Linked DNA regions of Homo sapiens: region 2 is linked to region 1. Evidence: chromatin loops called from intact Hi-C (ENCODE). Cell type or tissue: tibial artery. All regions are shown on one strand.

The links. Peaks named below come from ENCODE experiments on the same cell type or tissue, not always from the same donor. Only the 100,000 strongest peaks of a DNase experiment are listed, where the experiment ranks them.
Region 2: it touches region 1 in a loop (2.2-fold over the local background); 2 of 110 quality-filtered maps call a loop at or near these places.

What each region holds. Positions count from the first base shown.
Region 1 is chr12:80,602,313-80,607,312 of GRCh38, forward strand. It overlaps PTPRQ (protein tyrosine phosphatase receptor type Q), which reads left to right. Exons shown (of 45, transcript NM_001145026.2): 27 at 2,747-2,868. All of the region lies in intron 1 of LOC105369867 (a long non-coding RNA gene), which reads right to left. Among named protein-coding and RNA genes, the nearest start is that of MYF6, 100 kb to the right of the region's middle. In tibial artery, no CTCF peak of the experiment used is centred here; no DNase peak of the experiment used is centred here.
Region 2 is chr12:80,432,215-80,437,214 of GRCh38, forward strand. No RefSeq gene overlaps it. Among named protein-coding and RNA genes, the nearest start is that of PTPRQ, 9.5 kb to the right of the region's middle. In tibial artery, no CTCF peak of the experiment used is centred here; no DNase peak of the experiment used is centred here.

The sequences.
Region 1 (5,000 bases):
TATATGCCTAAGAAATATATTCTAAATATCAATTACTTATTCACAGTTTAAAGATTGTCACCACTATTAATCTCTTAGTCTGTTTTGTGTTGCTATAAGAAAGTATCAGAGACTTGGTAATTTGTAAGAATAGACATTTGTTTTCTTATAGTTCTGGAAGCTGGGAGGTCCAAGATGAAGGTGCAGACAGATTTGCTTATCTGGTGAGGGTTGCACCCTCTGGAGGGGAGGAACGCGTGTCCTCACACAGTGGAAAGCAGAAGAGCAAGCTATCCAAATGCTTAGTGAAGCCTGTCTTATAAGGACCTTAATCCCATTCACCATGGGAGGTATTCTCATGACGTAATCACCTCTTATAGGCCCCACCTCTTCATACCATCACATTGGCCATTGTATTTCAACATCTAAATTTTGGAGGGGACATGTTCAAATGATAGTAACATCTTATAGCTCTCTAGTATTGAAATAAACCTTTTGACTCTCTTCAGAGCATGTGATTCACTTGAACCAGATATACTGCCCATATTTATACCATCCCAACTTGCAAGAAATTATCTGCAATTTAAAAACAAAGACAGAAACTTTCTCCATTCTGATCCTATTTGCCTCATTCCAAGCTCATCTTTCCATTTGCCAGATAGGCCTCTCAGACTTCTGGAGGTTCTCAAACTCAATGAATATGAATCCAAATTTGTCATCTCCTACCATAGTCTTACCCCACCAAAATCAGTGTATGTTCCTGAATGTGCTGTTGTGAACTGCCAAAATTCACTAATATTAATGCATGAGTTAGCTTTTACTACTTTCTCTATCTCAATTTGCACCCACATCAAATTATTCCGAGTTCTTTTTATTAATCTTTCTATAGTGACTCTAGGTTTCATCTCCTTCTATCTATCCCTTCTGTCACTATTCTTATTTAGGATCTCATGTTTTACTTGGCCTTTTGGAAAGAGCTTATCTACACTCAGTGTTTTTCAAATAACTTAACTTTTTCATAGTTACCTGAGTTGTCTTCCTAAATCAATGGAAAAATAATTCTTTTCTCAAAAACCTCAGCGGAATCCCACTATTTAAAGAATAAACTCCAAATTCTTTAACGTAACAATCAGGTACTCTCTAGCTTAATTCCTAAATTACTACTTGGGCTTGTACATTTTTATTCCTCCATAAATACTGGTCTCTCTGTGATAGTTCTGTTTCTTGGATTTAGGGATTCTGAATCTTTTTTTGTACCATGAATCCCTTTGGAAATCTGGTGAAGTTTATTGACTCCTTCCTAGAGTAATTTATTTTTTACTTGTAAAATAATAACATTACCAAGATAAGCAATTCTACAGCAATACAACTCTATCTGTCTGTGGGTCCTGTTGTTTATGTCTTTGTGGCTTTTCTATGATCCTCCCCTTATCACAGAAGTGCCCCTAACCCTGCTCTATCCTTCTCATCTATCAAAGACTAGTGCAATTCCCACCTTCACTGTGCATCTTTACCTTGCAACCCTGCCCCATCTGTATCATCACTTTGCTCTCTCATTGTAGATTATATGTTATTTATTTCTATTTATCCCTTATCTTTATCTTTTATGATACCTTGGTAATTGACAACAATGTGGCAAATACTGAACTAGCCACTTTTACATACTTTGTTTTCATAATTTCTTTTAAAGCACTATAAAATATTCATATGATGGGGAAACTGAGGTCCAAACATTTTGGTGTTTCACCAAGATCATACAACTTGTATTCTTGCTAGATTATGAGTTATTTGAGGAAAGGAATATTTCATCTTCCTGATTATATCTTCTCCGGATCTGTGGGATAGTACTTTTTCAATAATGTTTGCCCATATGTATTTAAAAATTGAAAATATTGGGAAATACTTATCTCTCAATATTTAATATCATTAGAATTGACTAGGGGCCCCAGGAGGACAGAGGTGTGTGCAGCAGTGTTCTTAGGTTAATGTCTGTGTGAAATTAACTGTGGCTAAATCTTTCCCTGCATACTATTATCTCTCCTAATTCCCAGTGGCTTCACAAATTGAAATTGTACACATAAGGATTTTAAACAGAAACATTTTTAAGATATTGTCTCTTGTTTTGCGTTACTGAAAAAATAACAAAGTAGGACAAATTAAGAAAGTAGAACAAATTAAAGAATTTAATTGGAGTCATAAGGAATTCAAGAAATATTTGAAGATTGCATTTCTAATAATAGATCAGAACAATTGAATAACCATTTCATATTCTCCACCCTCAGTGAAAACAATAAAATCAACTCAATTTACATTTGTAAAACAATATATGTATACTTTCATTATACCAGTTTTAATTTTCAGCTGTGCTTCTCTATCTCTCTGTAGTCAAATACTACGTTTCTGCAAGGGTTTTCTTAAAACAGCATTGCTAGGTTAACTGTTTTAAAATAAAAATATTTGCTTAAAAAGGTTTACTTTAGCAATAGTAATGCTTTCCTTTCAAAATATTATTTCAAGTTTTAAAATAATGAACTTATGATTTTAATTAATTAAGTTTTCATGTGGAAGTTGTTCATCTAGAGTAACTAATTTTAAAGAATTGGATCTTTTTATTTGGTAATGCCTTTAGCACTCTGTGAAATATAAATTAATGTAAAATTAAAATTAATTTATTATGACTATCCATTTTTCATGGTCTTTTCTATTATTGTGCTGTAGCAAGTACTAATTCTAATGTAGCTAGATAATTAATTTTCTATTGTCATAGCTCCAGATGGTCCTCCTGAAAATGTTCATGTAGTAGCAACATCACCTTTTAGCATCAGCATAAGCTGGAGTGAACCTGCTGTCATTACTGGACCAACATGTTATCTGATTGATGTCAAATCGGTAAGGCATGTCTTACCTTCTGTAAAAGCCAGTATAAAATGGTTAATAATACAAGATTTGGAACCAGACTATTTGAATTTGAATTTTGGCTCTGTTAGACAGTAGGAAAATTACTTTACTTGTTTGTGTTTCAATGTCTACATCTGTAAAGATTAATAATAGTAAACAGGGTATGAGGACTGAATCAGTTAACATGCATAAAGAACTTGGAACATTCCCTGAGATATGGTAAATGCTCAATAAATATAAGATATTAGTAACATTATTATAATATGTTTTATCAGTGTATAGAATGTGTATATATATGTATGTATATATACACACATACAAGTGGTTAAATTGGTAGTAATACAAATATCTGGTTTACAGTACGGTAGAAAGTAATTCATAATACAAAATGAGAAGAGAGAAGGCATTAGGAGAAATATCTTCCAGATAAAATAACATCAGAGCTAAGTCTTGAAAAATAAGTGAAGCAGAACATAAAAGGTAAATGGGAATAGGGGTGTAAAAAAGTAAGCCTCATTCAAGAAAAATCAAGTCTTTTGGCAATCCCAGGCTATAGCATTAAAAAAAATAAGTTCTAAGAGATGAGGCTAGATCCAGAGGCTGACTATACAACAAGTTACAGAGTTAGGGTTTTATGTTAAGGGCAGTGGGGTGCCAGTTGGTGATACAGATTTCTACTGTATAACATAGGCATGGTTGCAGTGTAGAGGATAGATTGAGAGCAGTATGGGGGGTGTAAAATCAGGCAAGGAGACAGGAAACTATAAAAGGGCAAGGAAAAAGAACAGAGGAAATGTAGCAAGAGAACGAATGAAAAATAATCTAAACCTATAGAATTTGGTGAAAAATCAACTAACTCATGATGGTGAGTGAGTAGGATAATTAAGGATGATTGTAAGTTATATGACAGAAGATTATGAGGAGGAACAGATCTGTAGAGGAAAGGAATGAGTTCAGTATTAGACACACTGAGTTTGAAATATGTGGCAGTCCTCCAGGTCAATACACCCATTGGCAGTATTAAATATGGATCTGGAGCTCAGGAGAGAAATTCTGGATTTCCAGATTTGGGTAATGTTAGTATTTAGAAGATAGTCAAAATTATAAGAGTGAATGAGATTCACTATGGAATGTGCAAAGTAAGATGACAACCTAAGGACAGCACCCTGGGGACTATCAACACTTAAATAAGAGGCCATTGAAGAGACTGAATGGGAGTAGATAGCCATTTGGATGGAAATCCAGGTATGAAAGTCAAACCCTTCATATAAGATAGGATGCTCAATGATGTCAATAATGCAGAACTGTTAGCCAGAATAAAGACTGGAAGTATTTCCTTTGCACCCTGCTTGGGTTTTGCTGGGCCTGATGAACACAGTTTTCTAATAGCATCTTATGCATTAAATTGTATAGCATAGTGATTTCTCCTCCTTTCTCTCTGTCTCTTGACCAACTTTATAATTTTATTATGTCTTTGTAGTATTCCTTAAATGGAGATATAATGCTTCTATCTCAAAAGACCTGTCATCATTAAAATAAAATTGAAAGAATTGTTGATGTATTTGTTCTCCAATTCAGTCTCTATTTTCTGTTCCTTTTGTAGAGCATATTTGTGAAGATTTTAGTATGTAATTAGCCAAAAATAATTAGCACGAATGATGAATGCCCTGGGAATATGCATTAAAAACAAATTATAAAATGATAAAGCTTTACTCTGTCAAATGAAAGGCACTTTATTAATGAAAATAGTTCTCCCTTGGAAATTCTGCTTAAAGGAACAAAAAAAATAAAACATATTAAGAAGTGATTTTGTAATCTCATTCTTGTAGCCTTCTTGCTGAGTTTCAAAGTGAGCAAGGGAAAGAGGGTAGAATGGGAAGATAACAAATATTTTAATTGCTTATTTTCTACAAGTTACATGTTCATCTCTTCCTATTCATTATCTTATTATATGTTATCCAGCAATATTTTCATATAAACATTATTACCTTCATTTTGCATAAAAGAAATCTAAGGAACAGAGACGGTGAATAACTTCTCACAGAGCTAAGACTTGGCTAAAACTAACAGATCAACAATGGTTTGACAGGAGAAAGGGAAGGTCATTAAATAACAAATAAAAT
Region 2 (5,000 bases), 170 kb before region 1:
CACCCACCCTACATGGTTTTAATGCTTGACATTCCCATTGTACGTGCATCTTCCCTCCAGTTTTGGTTAACCTTTTTCTGTCACTGAGTTCTCAGCTCGAATATAATCTCCCTATACCCTTCCCTGATTACCAAATCATACCAAAAGATGTGATTCATGCTCATGGAAAAGAGGTGAGGATATTCTACACTAACAAGGTCACAAAGTCAGGAATTAGTATTCTATTTGTCATTTGTAAATGTCATTCAGTGATAGGGGCATCCTGAATAATAAATCACTCATGAAAAATTCCATCCTTTCCAGAATGATTCAATTCATTCCTATATTCACTATAGGTATTCTGTAGTGAAAACCTTACACATTTTTAATATTAATTGTAAAAGATTTATGTTTCTTAACCTTTTCTGTTTGTTCTAATTCTTACATCTTAAGGCAAATGTCAAATGGAATGATCTTCTATGGGGTTAACTGAGGCCATAAAACCATTTTTTGTCAGTTAAATATATATACGATTACTTTTTACTCTATTTGAGCACATTTTTTCAGCGATATAAATTATGTATGTTATTAAGTGAAACTGATTTTAAGGAAACATATTAATCTTTAAGGTTCAGAATATTACTGACCACATTATATCACTAATGGTTATCTGAGTCTTTCTTGGCCAGTTAGATTATTTGTTAAATTTTAATGAATTAGGTAACAGTATCCTGGTTGCTTAGCAAAGCGCACTTGGATAATTGGGATCATTTCTCTAATCATTTAAAATTAATCATCACATGCCTCCAAAGTATGATTTAAAAGTGGAAATAAAACACAAATTACATTTCTATTAGGCATGTGTATTCTACATAATTTTTGGAGGGGATAATCCTCTATTTTTTGAATTACATATTAAAAAATTAGTCAAACACTATTATCATTAGATCACTACAGTTTCTTTTCCTTCTACCCTTCGGTAATGTCTTAATGTGACTATGCCTGAACTTAGCACTTCATTAAGATTATATTCTACTATAATTGCATGATATTTTCTCCTACCATCCTTTTTCATACCAGAAGTTCTTAGCATTCTACTCACTCCATATGTCAGACAAGTAAGGTAATTATCAGTGACACCTTATGAATCAATAAGCAATGGTATGCTTCTAGACCTCAGGATTATCTTCTTCATTAATGAAGCACTTTTCCCACAAGACAGTGATAACTATGTCTGCTTAGGAAATTTGTTTGACTTCTACCATATAATAGCTGTTTTTCAAAGCATAACAAAGTTTAAATAACTTATAAAATTGACGTATCTTTCTTTCCATTCTACAAACATGAAGTATGGAATGAAGAAGAATAAAGATTGTTATAAGTAGCTTTTAATGGATTAAAAAAAGCTCCAGGTTATTGGAAATATCAGATTACTCCACTGAAAATTTCTAAAGGCAATGCTCACTCTCAGAGCTTTAATGAATAATACATAGACTTGGCCTAGGTTATGATGAAAGATGGACCAGAATGAAATGTGAATTTATCATTTATTCACTAATTTATGCAACAAGAACTGGGAGTGCCTTTTCTATTTCAGGTGTCTATTATTGTAGTTCTCTCTCGTTGCTTTTTACTACTCCCCTGACTATACTGACTGGCTTTCACTGATATCTGATTAACAGTTCTTCAAACACTGGCTGTCTCCTGAGGCACATATGTGAGTTTTCTGGAGGACCTTGGAGGTTATTTCCATTGCCTATTTCCTTGACTTGGCAGACCCAGCTCTGGTTCAACATTTGTAACTCCTATTAGCTCCTTCATCTGGCATCATATCTCACTGGTTTTTGCTGCTAGGTCTTCTTGCACAGTGACAGTGATCTTGGGTTGGGTAATGGTAAGATGATCCAAGACTGATCACTCTCTGTTGTCATACTTGACCCATGGGAGACTCTGGCATTTTTGTTCAGGCAAAGGTGGGTGTACAAATTGCTCCACAGCAACACTTTATTTGTTCTGCTTTCTGTTTCTAGTTTCCCTTTGCTCTGCTCAGTAAGGAATAGGGGCAGAGCAGGAAGTCTGCTGCCTAAGTACCTGTCCAATTGAGAGATGTCAATCCTTCTAGCAGGCACTCTAGATGTATGGTAGTGATACACATGGGCCCCTCCTCATTTAGCTGGAGTCAGAATGTGTGCAGAAGCACCTTATTTCCCATTCTGTGGGCAGCCAAGGAAAAGCCATGATATTCTCTGCTAGGCCAGAAACTTGGGACCCCATTGATTTTCTTCTTTCCCTTCCTATAGTCTTCTGTTTACATGGAGTTGAGAGAGTAGGTCGTAGGTACTATCCATAATGATTAGCTATCTCTAAAATACATTTTTACATTTTTTTGTTTCAGGTGTGCAGAAGAGTAAGGCCTACTCTTTATGTAATGTATCTATTATATGCATATACACTTAAAAATCAGTATTTGTGTTTGTATGCGTATATATACATGTGAAATTTAAAAACACATGGAGTCTATTGGTCTTTTATTACATAAACTTCTAAGACAATCCACTATGCTTATCACTCTGTGAACTTCACTGAGTTATTCTGCCTCTACTAGCCTAAAATTATTCCTTAGTGAACATAGGAAGGATCACAACCTCTACCTTGTAGTAGTAATTACTATAAATATGATTATTACGGAATTAGTGCTTTTTAAACTTTGGAAAATATAAATTTACTTTTCTCTTTCTCTAGATATCATACTGCATGCCATCCAGACAGGAAAAGCTGATTAAAGTGATTGTTTATGGCAACAAAGCCAAAGTAAAAAAATTGACTCTGGGCATGGACTACATGTTTCAAGTGAAGAAAGTTAAAGGCAAAGGTTACAGTGTATCTGTAATGAAAAAAGTGCCTATAAGTAAGGAAAGATCATAGGTAGTATTTAGTTTTATAGTTCTGTAACACTTGAAAATATTTTGGCTAAGCATGATTATGGTTGTTTTAAGACATAAAAGCTGATAAGTAATGATGATCTTAAGAATATGATTAAGAGAACTCAAAAAACATGTGAATTTAAAAAATTATTTGTATGTCTAGATATATTGAGAGCTACACACAGAGTTTTTAAAAATAATCTGAAGCCAAAAGTATGCATATATGTGTGTATGTATATATTGTTATATATGTTAGATACATGGAATACATATGTATACACATGTATATATATTATGCCATAATAATATAAGCACAATTCATTTTCTACTGACCTGAGGGTTGATAAACAGAGTAATTCTGTTTCTCTTTCCTGAAGTTTGTAAATTTATTATAAATTGGTTTGTAATGTTTTTGGGTGAGGTGGAATAATAGTATTAGTTATCAACAGTTCTCATGAAAATTTGTGAGGTTGCCTCTCAGTGGAGACTAAATGATAATGCAAGTAGCAACATTAGTTGTATCGATGAACAGATTAAAAATGCAGCAATATAGGAATGCTAAAAGCTTTGATGTAACAAGAAGACATTTGGAAATGCCCTTACTCCTAGCCCTCGCTCCCTCTCTAACTTATTCTCTTTCATCTTCATTCGGCATCTAGCTATGTGCTTGGTGGTAGCTAACAAAATTCTGATTATGTCATATAAGGATATGTATGGCTACAAGCACTCAAGAGGCACAAAGCTAAAGGAATGCCTTTATCACGAATGATTTATGACTGATGAAGGAAAGATATTTGGGAACTAGAGAGAATATTGTTGTGTCACTTAAATTAAAACCCATATGTAATGTCTTATTTTTCTATTTGCAGAGATAAACATATAGAACATTATACATGAGTAAATTAAAGGACTGTTACATAGATATTTAAATTATAATATTCATAATTGCTTTATTTTTACTAATATATGTGTAATTTCTATTTATATATAATTTACCTTTTCATTAGAACCATCTAGGATTTGTGGCTTAATTTTGAAAGCTGTGAATATTTCTTCAAATTTAATGTGGAATACAACAGAGATCAATTTCACCCATTATAAGATTTATATATCAAATAGAACATTTGCAAAAGACTGTCTTATTTGGGAAGTGGTGACTGAGCACACAGTTACAGATGTGACTCCTGGTGTAATATATAACATCATGGTACACAGAATAAGAGGCAACCTTGGAGGATGTGGCATGTTTACCAGGGTTGTTGCAGGTGTGCAAATTCTCTTTGATATTTAAGAAATTCACATTTCTGTTATATATTGTATTGTTCAAGATAAAATTTCAATAGAATTTTTTGAAATTTGAAAACTTACAGTCTATAGACTATTTGAGAGGATGAAAATGCTCATTTTAGTGGGCTGTTCTGCAGATTTTTTTTTTTTTTTAATAAGACAGAGTTTTGCTCTTGTTGCCCAGGCTGGAGTGCAATGACGCGATCTCGGCTCACTGCAACTTCTGCCTCCCGGATTCAAGCAATTCTCCTGCCTCAGGCTCCTGAGTAGCTAGATTACAGGCACACACTACCACACCTGGCTAATTTTTGTATTTTTAGGAGAGACGGGGTTTCACCATGTTGGTCAGGCTGGTCTCAAACTCCTGACCTCAGGTGATCCACCCACCTTGGCCTCCCAAAGTGCTGGGATTACAGGCATGAACCACTGCGCGTGGCCTGTTCTGCAGATTTTCGACATAACATGTGAAATATAAATTGAATAAAACATTATTTGACACACAGTGATCAATAAATGAGGTTAATATTATATTCAGTTTCACACCGAATTAGAGATCTAGCCAGTGGAATTATGTGGTATATTTGGGATCATCTATTCTCCTAAAAATGTGTTCTTTGTCTTTGACATCCTAATATGTGTTATACACATGAAAAAGCATAGTCTTATGATATCCACAGCATAGTAAAGAATACAAGTATGGAAACACATGTAGTATAAGTCAGTGCAACAGGCGAAGCAATGGAAGTATGTCCAAACTTATTGTAGTTGCACAGAAGAGGGAAAGATTAGCCCTACAAACGCAATAGAGAA